Linked DNA regions of Homo sapiens: region 1 is linked to region 2. A link is a contact called in ENCODE Hi-C or POLR2A ChIA-PET data. All regions are on one chromosome and are shown on one strand. Each heading gives the region's core, a stretch centred on a gene start or an enhancer-like site at or near the end of the contact. The rest is flanking DNA. Distances are from core to core; before and after follow the strand shown.

What was found. A loop is a pair of places that touch in the nucleus more often than their neighbours do. ChIA-PET counts read pairs that join two places held with the same protein, here RNA polymerase II (POLR2A). Pooled maps may share reads with other maps.
Region 1: a map of endothelial cell of hepatic sinusoid shows a loop between it and region 2 (5-fold over the local background). The contact joins two enhancer-like sites. A Hi-C loop is called at or near these places in 2 of 168 maps with a recorded cell type or tissue (endothelial cell of hepatic sinusoid and heart right ventricle) and 1 of 50 pooled maps. POLR2A ChIA-PET finds 5 or more read pairs at or near these places in 5 of 52 experiments (AG04450, H1, HEK293 and 2 more).

What each region holds. Positions count from the first base shown.
Region 1 is chr6:15,107,651-15,113,884 of GRCh38, forward strand. It overlaps the pseudogene RN7SL332P. Among named protein-coding and RNA genes, the nearest start is that of JARID2-DT, 130 kb to the right of the region's middle. Within about 2 kb of position 1,926, at least 2 of the 41 ENCODE cell types and tissues checked have a DNase peak (open chromatin) inside an H3K27ac peak, as active enhancers do.
Region 2 is chr6:15,061,265-15,067,230 of GRCh38, forward strand. No RefSeq gene overlaps it. Among named protein-coding and RNA genes, the nearest start is that of JARID2-DT, 180 kb to the right of the region's middle. RefSeq lists an enhancer at 4,984-5,966. Within about 2 kb of position 2,341, at least 6 of the 41 ENCODE cell types and tissues checked have a DNase peak (open chromatin) inside an H3K27ac peak, as active enhancers do.

The DNA of each region.
Region 1 (6,234 bases), core at 676-3,175, 46 kb after region 2:
CACACACTTATATACCCCAACCCCAACTAATCTGTCTTGAAGATAAACATGCTTTTTCTAAACTCTAAAACCTGTCTTCCATTAATGCTAGTCTGGAGAGTGAAGCTTTCCCTGCTGACTGATTACAGAAAATTGCTTATTTAAAGAAACCTGGACTCTCTCTTGCAGACAATGGCTTCCATTCCGGACATCATTTCAGAGACTTCCGCACAAACAAGAGAGACTAGCAAGCACCTTGAGATAATCCAGGTATAAGGGGAAGAGTACAGAGCTGGTTCACACAACCGCACCCTCACTCACACAGACACAAACACACAGCCCAACCCAGAAACTGCACCACATAGGACACAGCTGCATTTGGGCCTCTAATTACTTTACTGTCTAATTCATGCTAACACAGCAATTAGTGATAACGCTCAAAACACTCATACACATCAGCTTGACGACATTTAATTATGACAGTAGATGTATCGCACTTCAGGAGATATGTAACTTAGCAAGGAATAAGAAATCTATATGGATGGCCCATCTAAACCACCATGAAATAAAAGTAGAGGAAAGTCATGAAATCCTCACTTTGTCATTAAAAGAAAATGTTTAACGGGTGTGTTTTTATGTGAAATATGCCATTTCCAGATGCTGATTGGAAATCCGGTCTCGCTGGCTCAGAAAACATGATTAGGTTTTTATTTTTCAAAAGAAAGGAAGTGAGAAAGGAAGGAGGGAAGGAGGGAAGGAAGGAAGGAAGGAAGGAAGGAAGGAAGGAAGGGGGGAAGGGTAGCTTGGCTCTTGATTATTGCTTGATGGCTCTGTGTATTCATTCTCATTTTCAGTACCTTAGACATCAGCAGAAGATATAAGGGAAATGGGACATTTTTTGCTGGGATGCTCCTTAAGATGTGCCATTTGCTATTGGTTTACATGGGGCCTGTTCATGAGATATGATTAATAGTTCAGCAGCACTGCCAAAAAGCACATAAATCTGGCCATCCACAGTGTAATTGACACACTGCTTGTCTCGCAGATACCTACAGCACTTGCTTATCGCAGTCTAATCCCCCAGTGGGTATTCGAAGCAGCTGATTATGCAATGCCAGTTGCTTACACTACAGTTTGGGGGTCTTTTCCTTATAGCACCCAATTAGCTGTGACACAAAGCCCTACTCCCCTTGATCAACCTTGACCAGGTGTTAAGTACCAGCTGAATGAACGCAGGCGATAGCACAAATGCCACTGGAGCACCCGGCCTAAGCAGAGCGGGTGTTGAGGTGGGAACCTCCACCTACGCATTCTGCATCAAGTTGCCTTTGCTTTAGACTCGCCAAGCACCCTTGCTTTGGTTCCTCACACCCAGATCATAGCAATCTGCCACCGAACCCTGCAAGGTTACCACGGTGAGCTCCACCTGTCTTCTCCCCGACCTGCCTCACCCTCTCTTCCAGCTCATTCAACATCTCTCCTTTCCAAATCAAAATCCAGCAGCTCCTCACATTGACTTGCCGTGGGAACTTCAAAACCTCAGCCCCGCTCTCTAGTCCTCTGATTTCTCCATTTCTATGAAAATTTTAAAAACAAAAACAACACTGACTTAGCAGAGCAGCAACTGGGAAGATTAAAGATTAATAATAAACAAGTTGTAAAGCCCTTTGAAAGCATAAAATGCTGTAGGAGTAATTATTATCATTGTTATTAATCACCTCAGTTCATCACATAGAGTAAACATGCAATTATAAAGAGGGGACTCTTAAATGCAGTATCAGCAGCAAGACCCATTTATTACAATGCTATTTGCTTGGATTCCATTACAGTTATAAAATTTTGTGCTCATCTAGCACTTTTTGTCTGAGAATGTCAAAGTGCTGTACAAGCACAGGCTCTAATTAAACTAATCCTTGCAACACACAGGGAGCAGCAGAGAGAGGCCACTTCCAGTTGTGTAACTCGCCATCTAAGCACATCCTGTCCTGGTCTGGGGAGGTCTGCCTGCTGAGGGCTGCATCTAGAAACTTCCGAAATCTAACATTCCTAGGAAAGTCATATATATATGTATGTAAAAATATGTGTGTGTATATACATATACACATATACATATATATGTATACACATGTGTATATGTATGTATACACAAATATGTGTGTGTATATATACACATGTACATATATGTGTATACACATATATGTATGTGTATACATGTATACGTATAGGTATAGATATACATGTATACGTATAGGTATAGATATACATGTATACGTATAGGTATAGATATTCATGTATACGTGTACGTATTCATGTATACGTGTACGTATTCATGTATACGTGTACGTATTCATGTATACGTATATGTATACATATATACACACACACATATTTTTAAAGCACAAATAATTAATGTCAGGCATAATACACAAAGGTTTCAATATCTTCTTCTGTGTGGGAATTATGTATTCAGTGTCTTGCTAGTAACTCACATATACCTCGATCCTGCCATTTTGGTTTTTTGTTTTGTTTTGTTTTTGTTTTGAGATGGAGTCTCGCTCTGTCTCCCAGGCTGGAGTGCAGTGGCGCGATCTCAGCTCACTGCAAGCTCCACCTCCTAGTTTCACGCCATTCTCCTGCCTCAGTCTCCTGAGTAGCTGGGACTACAGGCTTCTGCCACTACGCCTGGCTAATTTTTTTTTGTATTTTTAGTAGAGGCAGGGTTTCACCATGTTAGGCAGGATGGTCTCAATCTCCTGACCAAGTGATCCACCCACCTCACCCTCCCAAAGAGCTGAGAATACAGACATGAGCCATCACACCCAGCCTTTTTTTGTTTTTTGAGATGGAGTGTTGCTCTGTTGTCCAGGCCGGAGTGCAATGGCGTGATCTTGGCTCACTGCAACCTCCGCCTCCTGGGTTCAAGTGATTCTCATGTCTCACCTTCCTGAGTAGCTGGGATTACAGACACCTGCCACCATGCCTGGCTAATTTTTGTATTTTTAGTAGAGACGGGGTTTCACCATGTTGGTCAGGCTGGTCTCAAACTCCTAACCTCAAGTGATCCGCCCAACCCAACCTTCCAAAGTGCTGGGATTACAGGATTGAGCCACTGTGCCCAGCAGATCCTGCCATTTTGGCCCATGGTTTGTGTGTTTTCCATCAAACAGAGCCTGAGAGAAAGTCTTCTGTGCCTTACTGTTTGTAACATTGCCAGCCTGGAAGTTCTCATACAGTGATGATTACTAATGACAGTAAATGAGTTTACACAGAAAAACACAATGAAAACAGTCTATGTCGTCAACATCTTGTCCCTGTGCCAGTGTCCTGCTCATCTGGGAAGAAAAACCCAGCTGTGGATCATTCTCATACAATATTACAGTATTGCCAAAACTTTGTTGTAGGTTTTGGTGTAAGTAGATGGACAGTTTTGACTGTAATAATAATTCTGCCCTACCACTAATAAGAGAAGAACAAATTCCATTCTTGGGATTTTGCATCTTTCCAATGGAAGAAGCATGATGCAATAGTTTCCAAAGTAGGGTTCTTAAACCCCAGACTGTGTGCAAGATGACCCATTGAGACCCAGAAAGGGCAGAGTTAGACCTCTATTTTATTTACTGTATTCTATTATATTCTGTAAAAAAAAAATTACATTAATTTTACTAATGTGTTATGCAATTTGAGAGTAAAACTAGTAAATATACATATACTGAGAATTCCCAACTGGGCAAGCAAAAATGTTTGAAGAGTTCAAAAAAAAGAAATGAGCAATATTTTCATAGTGAAAGACAGGTGTATTTAGGTTAGACTCTACTTCTTCATATTAGAAATGTTTTTGGGCTCAGTGGTTCATGTCTATAATCCCAGCACTTGGAAGGTCAAGGCAGGCAGATCACCTGAGATTATTAGTTCGAGACCAGCCTGGGCAACATGATGAAACCCCATGTCTACTAAAAATACAAAAATTAGCTGAGTGCAGAGCATGCACCTGTAGTCCCAGCTACTCAAGAAGCTGAGGTGGGAGGATTGCTTCAGCCCATGAGGTTGAGGCTACAGTGAGATATGATCACACCACCTGGTGACAGAGCTAGGCCCCTGTCTCAAAAAGGAAAGAAAGACAGACAGAAAGAAAGAGAGAGAGAGACAGACAGAGAGAGAGAGAGAGGAAGGAAGGAAGGAAGGAAGGAAGGAAGGAAGGAAGGAAGGAAGGAAGGAAGGAAGGAAGGGCAAATGTTATTGGGCCAGGGCCAGCCATAGTGGCTCATATCTATAATCTCAACACTTTGGGAGGCTGAGGCAGGCAGATCTCTTGAGGCCAGGAGTTCGAGACCAGCCTGGGCACATAGCTAGATCTTCATCTCTCCAAAAAAAAAAAAAAGAGAGAGAGAGCGAGCCACGCACATTTATCTATAAAGATTTGTTAAAGTCCCTGAAACCAAAGAGGATTTGTCAGGCTGGGCTGTGATTTCAGCCCTCATTCACACAGCAATTAGAATAATATTGGGCTCCCCATGTAGTTCTGACCACATTTAATTGTGACCACCGTGGGCTATGAAACATTTCCAGAAATCAAAGAACCTTAGCCCAAAGTAATACTGCCTCCCAGGTTCAAGTGATACTCATGCCTCAGCCTCCACAGTAGCTGGGATTACAGATGTGCGCCACCATGCCCAACTAATTTTTTTGTATTGTTAGTAGAGGCAGGGGTCTCACCATGTTGGCCAGGCTGGTCTTGAACTCCTGACCTCAGGTAATCCACCCTGCCTCAGCCTCCCAAAGTGCTGGGATTACAGGCGTGAGCCACCGCACCCAGACTAAAATGGCAAACTTTATATTATATATATTTTACTGTAATTTTAAAAATTGTTTTAGTGGCCACATTAAGAATAATTATAAACAGCCTGGGCGTGGTGACTTACACTTGTAATCCCAGCACTTTGGCAGGCCGAGGCGGGCAGATCATTTGAGGTGGGGAGTTCGAGACCAGCCTGACCAACGTAGTGAAACCCTGTCTCTACTAAAAATACAAAAATACAAAAAAAAAAAAAAAAAATTAGCTGGGCGTGATGGCGCACACCTGTAATCTCAGCTACTTGGGAGGCTGAGGCAGGAGAATTGCTTGAATTTTGGAGGCAGAGGTTGCAGTGAGCCGAGACTGCACCACTGCATTCCAGCCTAAGTGACAGAGCGAGACTCCGTTTCAAAAGAAAAAAAAGGATAATTACAAACAGCAGTAATTCATGTTAATAATATATCTCCCTTGGCCCAATATATTCAAAACATCATTTCAACAGGCAATCAATATTATTATTGATATTGTTATTATTAATAACCACGTGCCTGTAGTCCCAGCTACCTGGGAGGCTGAGGTGGGAGGACCACTTGAGCCTAGGAGTTCTGAACTGTCACACATGATGCCGATGAGGTGTCCGCACTAAGTTCAGCATCACTATGGTGGCCTCCATGTTGCCTAAGGAGGGGTGAACCAGCCCAGGTCAGAAGTGGAGCAGGCCAAAACTCCTATGCTGATTAGTAGTGGGAGTGAGTAGCCACTGCACTCTAGACTGGGCAACATAGCCAGACCCTGTCTCTATTAGAATAAAAAATTTTAAAATATATCTATTTTGGTCAGGTGCAGTGAGTTACACCTATAATCCCAGCACTTTGGGAGTTCAAGGCAGGTGGATCACTTCAGCCCAGGAGTTCAAGACCAGCCTAGGCAACACTGCAAAAACCCATCTCTACAAAAAATACAAAAATTAGCCAAGCATGGTCGTGCGCGCCTGTGGTCCCAGCTACTTGTGAGGCTGAGGTGGGAGAATCGCTCGAGCCCAGGAGGTTGAGGCTGCAGTAAGCTATGATTGTGCCACTGCACTCCAGCCTGGGCAACACAGCAAGACCCTGTCTCATATATATATATATATATATATATATATATATATATCTCCACATATGCACACATACACACATTCTTTTTCTCATACTATGTCTTTGAATTCCAGTGTGCATTTTACACTAACAGCACAGTTCAGATATGACTAGCTACATTGCAAGGACTCAGTAGCCACTGATCACATGTGGCTACTGAACTGGACAGTGCTACTCTAGAGGAAAAAAGATCTGTGGAGAAAAAACTAAAACTGCAGCATCATTAGAGCCCTGGTCTGTCTGCTGGGGGAGCCCTTTCAAGAAAATACAACAAAAGGAAAGGGAAGGTCATGTCTGTATTGGTGAGACCAAAGCAATCACTGGAAA
Region 2 (5,966 bases), core at 1,091-3,590:
CTTAGCACTCTTGGGGGCCAAGAATTGTGCCACATGCCAGTCAAAAAACAAGAGACTTAGAGCCTGCCCTGGAGGAAGTCACAGTGAAATGAGAGAAGTGCCCTCAGGTGCCTGCAAAGGCATAGAGAAAGGAGCAGTGAGTGCTCCCCAGGGAGGCCAAGGAGACCTTCCACAAAGCAGGTGACATTTGAGCTGAGTCCTGAAAGATGAATGGGAGCACACCCGGGAGGGAGCCCGGGAAGGGCATTTCAGGCAAAGGACAAAGCAGAACAGAGCTTCCAATGCTGGGCCAGGTTGCTAAATTCAGCAAACAGTGAGCAGTTTCCTTTTTTTTTTTTTTTTTTTTTCTTTTGAGACAGAGTCTCACTCTGTCGCCCAGGCTGGAGTGCAGTGGGCCAATCTTGGCTCACTGCAACCTCCACATCCCGGTTCAAGCAATTCTCGTGCCTCAGCCTCCTGAGTAGCTGGGATTACAGGCATGTGCCACCATGCCTGGCTAATTTTTGTATTTTTAGTAGAGATGGGGTTTCGCCATGTTGGCCAGGCTGGTCTCAAACTCCTGACCTTAGGTGATCTGCCCACATCGGCCTTCCAAATTCGTGGGATTACAGGTGTGAGGCACTGTGCCTGGCTGCCTTTTTTTTTTTTTTTTTTTTTTTGAGACAGGGTGTTATTCTGTTTCCCAGGCTGAGTGAAGTAGTGGCTCACTGTAGCCTCAACTTCCCAGGCTCAAGCGATCCTCCCACCTCGGCCTCCTGAGTAGCTGGGACCACAGGCATGCACCATCATGTCCTGTTATTTTTTGTAGAGATGGGGTCTCACTATGTTGCCCAGTCTGGTCTGAAACTGCTGGACTCAAGATCCTCCCACCTCAGCCTTCCAAATTATTGGGATTACAGACATGAGCCACCATGCCCAGCTTAGGACTCATTTTTATTCCATCAGTCTCTGCCCAAAAACTTTCAGTGATTTTTTGTTGTTTAAGACATGTAACCCAAACCCTTCATTTTATAATCCTGGCAGCCTGTCACCCAGCTCAAATCATGACTTCCCGGCACAAAGCTTGTGCTGCAGTCCATCTGTCTCCCTGATCCGTCCCTTATAGAAAGTGAACACCTGCTCTTGCCACAGCTGTCACATGGAGGGACTCCGCCCAGGCCCCTCAGTCTACAAAATTCCAACCGTTCTTGAGAACTTGCTCATTTGCCACACTTCCCTAAGCTGAACATCTAAAGGTAATTCTTCAGGGTCAAAAACTGGGCCTTCCCATATTAAGAGGCATCCCAAGAATGATGACATCACATGTCCTTCTAAGGAATCGAACACTAGCGATTGTGAACTCCAGCAAGAAGATGTTTTGTCTTTGAGATGAGTAATGAGGAGAAAATGGCGTGACGATGGCATTACACGGATAAGGGTCTATTATTCCTTATCCACAATGCTGAAATTCAAGAAGCTCCCCAAACCACAACTTACTACATAACTCATTGCATGTCAAGGCCTGACCTGGCCTGAACTGACATGAGCCTATTTATAGACATTGTCTCATTCCATGTGCATATCTATCCTTTGGCTTCAGAAATAGTAAGATGCTTGATTGCACAATACTGCAGGAGAGTCCACCAGCAGTGGTAGGTAACACCCTGAGTCCTGAAAGCCATGTGGCTCCAAGGATTTCAGATATGGAACTATGGGCCTGTGGTGACTATGATCCTGGTTTTAATGCTCATGTTCATGTTCATGTTCCCCAGCGCTGCATTTATTCTTAGCTTGAGCTTATTTGTGGGATCAGCCTGATTATGGTCGCTGAAAAATCTTTGTCAGAGGCAGTTGGGATAACCAGCCGTGGGCAAATGAAACAAGAAAAGTCAACCAGAGACCAGAGGCTAGCATGTGGCCTAATTCCTCCCCTGGTCTCAATCTTATCACCATGGCCCATCAGAGGTGCTACCTCCTGGCCCTGCCTCACACACCTCCACCCCCAGACATCTTGGGTCTACAGATACTTTAAGAGCCCTGGAAGCACAATTGAAGCTTGCCGGGTGTGGTGGCTCATGCTTGTAATCCCAGCACTTTGGAAGGCAGAGGTGGGCCAATCATTTGAGCTTAGGAGTTTGAGACCAGCCTGGACAACATGGCGAAACTCCATCACCATGAAAAATACAAAAATTAGCTAGGTACAGTGGCATGAGCCTGTAGTCCCAGCTACTTGGAAGGCTGAGGTTGGAGGATCCATTGAGCCTCAGAGGCAGAGGTTGCAGTGAGTCGAGATGGTGCCATTGCACTCCAGCCTGGGTGGCATGAGTGAAACCCTGTCTCAACACACACACACACGCGCATGCACGCACTTCCCTTTTTTAGAGACAGGATCTCATTCACTCAGTCACCCAGACTGGAATGCAGTGCTGCAATAATAGCTCACTGCAGCCTTGAACTCCTGGGCTCAAGTGACCTCAGCTTCCCAAAGTGCTGGGATTACAGGCATAAGCCACCCCACCCAGCCTACATGTGGGGTTTTGGAAGGCAGATCTGGGCCTGTCCACCAACTCTTCTACCAATAAGATGCACGCCTGGGAACAATCTAACTCATTCTCACTTGCCTCATCATTTAAATGGTTATAATTATAATAATTGCTTCTGACATTACTTTTCAGGGTCAAATAATAGAATCAATATGGTAGTTCCATGTAAGTAGTAAGATGATATACAAATGTCATAGTATTTTTATTATTTTTTATGAGCCCATATAGAGAAGAGATATTATTTTTTAAGGTCAGAATATCACTTATACTGGAATACTTATTTGTTAGGATAATACTTCTCAAATATACTTTCTTTTTTTCTTTCTTTTTTTGGAGAAAGAGTCAGAGTCACCCACCCAGGCTGGAATGCAGTGGCGCAATCCAGGCTCACTGCAACCTTCAGCTCCTGGGTTCAAGTGATTCTCCTGCTTCAGCCTCCTGAGTAGCTGGGATTACAGGCAAGCGCTACCACACCAGGCTAATTATTTTGTATTTTTAGTGGAGACAGAGTCTCACCATGTTGCCCAGGCTGGTCTTGAACTCCTGCACTCAAGCAACCCACCCACCTCTGCCTCCCAAAGTCCTGGGATTACAGGCATGAGCCACTGAGTCCAGCCCTTACTTATTTTTTTTATATTTAAAATAAAAATTTTTTCAATATAGAGACAGGGTCTCCCTATGTTGCCCAGGCTGGTCTCAAACTCCTGGGCTCAAGCAATCCTCCCACCTCAGCCTCCCAAATTGCTTGGATTCCAGGCATGAGCCACCACACGCAGCTGCAAATTTATTATCACGTTATTGTTTCAAAAGATACTCCGCTATTAAAATTGAGCAGTCAGAGTCTTTTTTCACTTTTCAGGAAAAAATAAAATCAATGACAGAATTTTCTAAGATTTGGCTGGGCGCGGTGGCTCACGCCTGTAATCCCAGCACTTTGGGAGGCCGAGGCAGGCGGATCACGAGGTCAGGAGATCGAGACCATCCAGGCTAACACAGTGAAACCCCGTCTCTACTAAAAATACAAAAAATTAGCCGGGTGTGGTGGTGGGCGCCTGTTGTCCCAGCTACTTGGGAGGCTGAGGCAGGAGAATGGCGTGAACCCCGGAGGCGGAGCTTGCTTGCAGTGAGCCAAGATTGCGCCACTGCACTCCAGCCTGGGCAAAAGAGTGAGACTCCGCCTCAAAAAAAAAAAAAAAAGAATTTTCTAAGATTTACCAGCATTTACCAGATTTACCAGAATTTTCTAGATTTACCGTCAGTTAGGTTTTTCTATTGGGGTTGGATTCCACTTGTCTTTTAAGAAACATATAAGTCGGATGAGATTTGATAAAATTATTAAGTACTTGGCCAGGTGTGAGCCCATTCACTATCAACTGTCACGAGAACAGCATGAGGGTGACCTCCCCCATGATCCAATCACCTCCCACCAGGTCCCTTCCTCGACACGTGGGTTTTACAATTCAAGATGAGATTTGGGTGAGGACACAAAGCCAAACCATATCACAAGCATTTGCAATAAAATTCCAACTAAAACAGAGACACTGAAATCTACAGGTAAAGGTCTTTCTTCTGTGAGTGCCAAGAAAGTAGGGTTCTGCAATTCTTGGGTGGATTTAGGAAATGCTTCATGGAAAAAAAATGACACCAAGGCCAAGTCTTAGAAAATGTGAGCAAGACAATTCACCTATTTCCCCATTTCAGGAGTTCACTATGGCAGGGTGACGCTAGGGCTTGGATGGACCCAATGAGATGTTCTTGAACACCAGATTTAGCTTTAAAATTCAAGGTTTCCTGAGTAGAAATCCCATTAGGGTAGAGCCCAGCAGTCTGAGTTATAGCCGGACTGTAACAGAGAGTGGATGGAGAAAGATTAATTAAGGCAGTTGGGTTTGAAAGGACAAATGAATCTGACATAGCAACATGACAAATGTGTGTGAGCCCAACACTAATTAGCAATAAAAAAAAATACTTATCTTCTAAATACACAAAGCACATATTTTCAGTGACAACTCATTCTACTCCTAATCCCCACATAAACATGTAGGTCAAAGAATGCCTGGGTCAAATTGGTGCTTTCATCCCCTGCATCCACATGGGCGTCACCAACCAGCCCTCGAGTGAGGGGAAGATAGTCCATCTGGGCCCATTTGGAGAAAATGCTCATTTGCCAAAAGGCAGATTTACTCTAAGGACCACCCCTCCACTCATAAAGCTCTCTGCAAATGTGCAAAGAATTTAAAGGCAAGCTAGTATTTATATACTTACTCCTCTGCATTTTTGCCCTTTCAATTTTAAGGTAGAATGGCTTGTTTCATCCCTCTTTTGGAGACCAAAGAGTTTATACTTAATCTGGACTGAACTAAACAGGCCTTCTTCTGGGAAAAGGGCTGAGGGAGTCCCCAGCTCTGGGTCTATTCAATCAGTTAATGAATTAATTATTCAGGGATTCTTCTCTGTCACTGTGAGGTTGTGTGTGTTGGTTCTTCCTCAGGAAGGACCTCCCTTACCACCTTAACACAGTCAATAACCCCTCGCCCACATTCTCTGCTCCTAATCCTGTTTTATTTTTCTTCATAGCATTTATCATTTCCTAACTTTATAGTGTAAATATATTTTTTTGATTCCTATCTTCTCCTCTATTATGAAAGCTCCCGTTGATGGAGACTTTGAGAGTTTTATTTAATTCTGTCAACCCAGTGCATAGAATAATGCTTGGCACGTGATAGGCACTCAATAAATACTTGCAAAATGAGTGAGTGAATGAACGAACGAATGAATGAAGTCGAATAAATGAGGCTGAGACTGCTTAAAGATCATCCCAGGCCAATCCCCTCACTGTTGAGAACTAAGTGCAATGGTGGTCTCCTAAAGGAGGTTCTTCTGGGAGGATCCACCCCTCATTGTGTGGGGAGGTACTAGCCCACGGCTAGAGTGTCAGATAAACATAAGAAAAATTAAATAGAGGGTGAAGCTCTCAGCGGCTTGGAAGAGTGTCCTATAAATAGGGAGGAGGAAGAAGGCCTTGGAGGGTAGGGATGACTCAGCCAGCTTTGTCAGGACATGATTTTCAACTTTCCACCCACGGACACTTTGGGTTGGTTAGAGAATTATTGCTAAATCCTGACAACGTGTGCCTACAGTGTGATTTCTGTTCTCTTTCTCTCCGTTCCCCTCTCACTGACCCTTTTCTCTCAACCGCCATGCGCAATGTTTCTGGGAAGTCTGTGAGGAATCCGCCATCAAGAACCTGTAAGCTGCTGCAGTTAAACTTTGAATGCGGTCCGTTCCCAGCGTCATTTCCCCTTCCCTTTCCTGCAGGCCCTGGTCTCTGTTGGTCATTGAGGGTCAACGCCAGGACTGAGGTATATGATACAGAGGAAGCCGATCAGCCTATTCCTTTCCCCTAGCCAGAGACTGGATTAGGTCAACAAGCAGACATTGCTG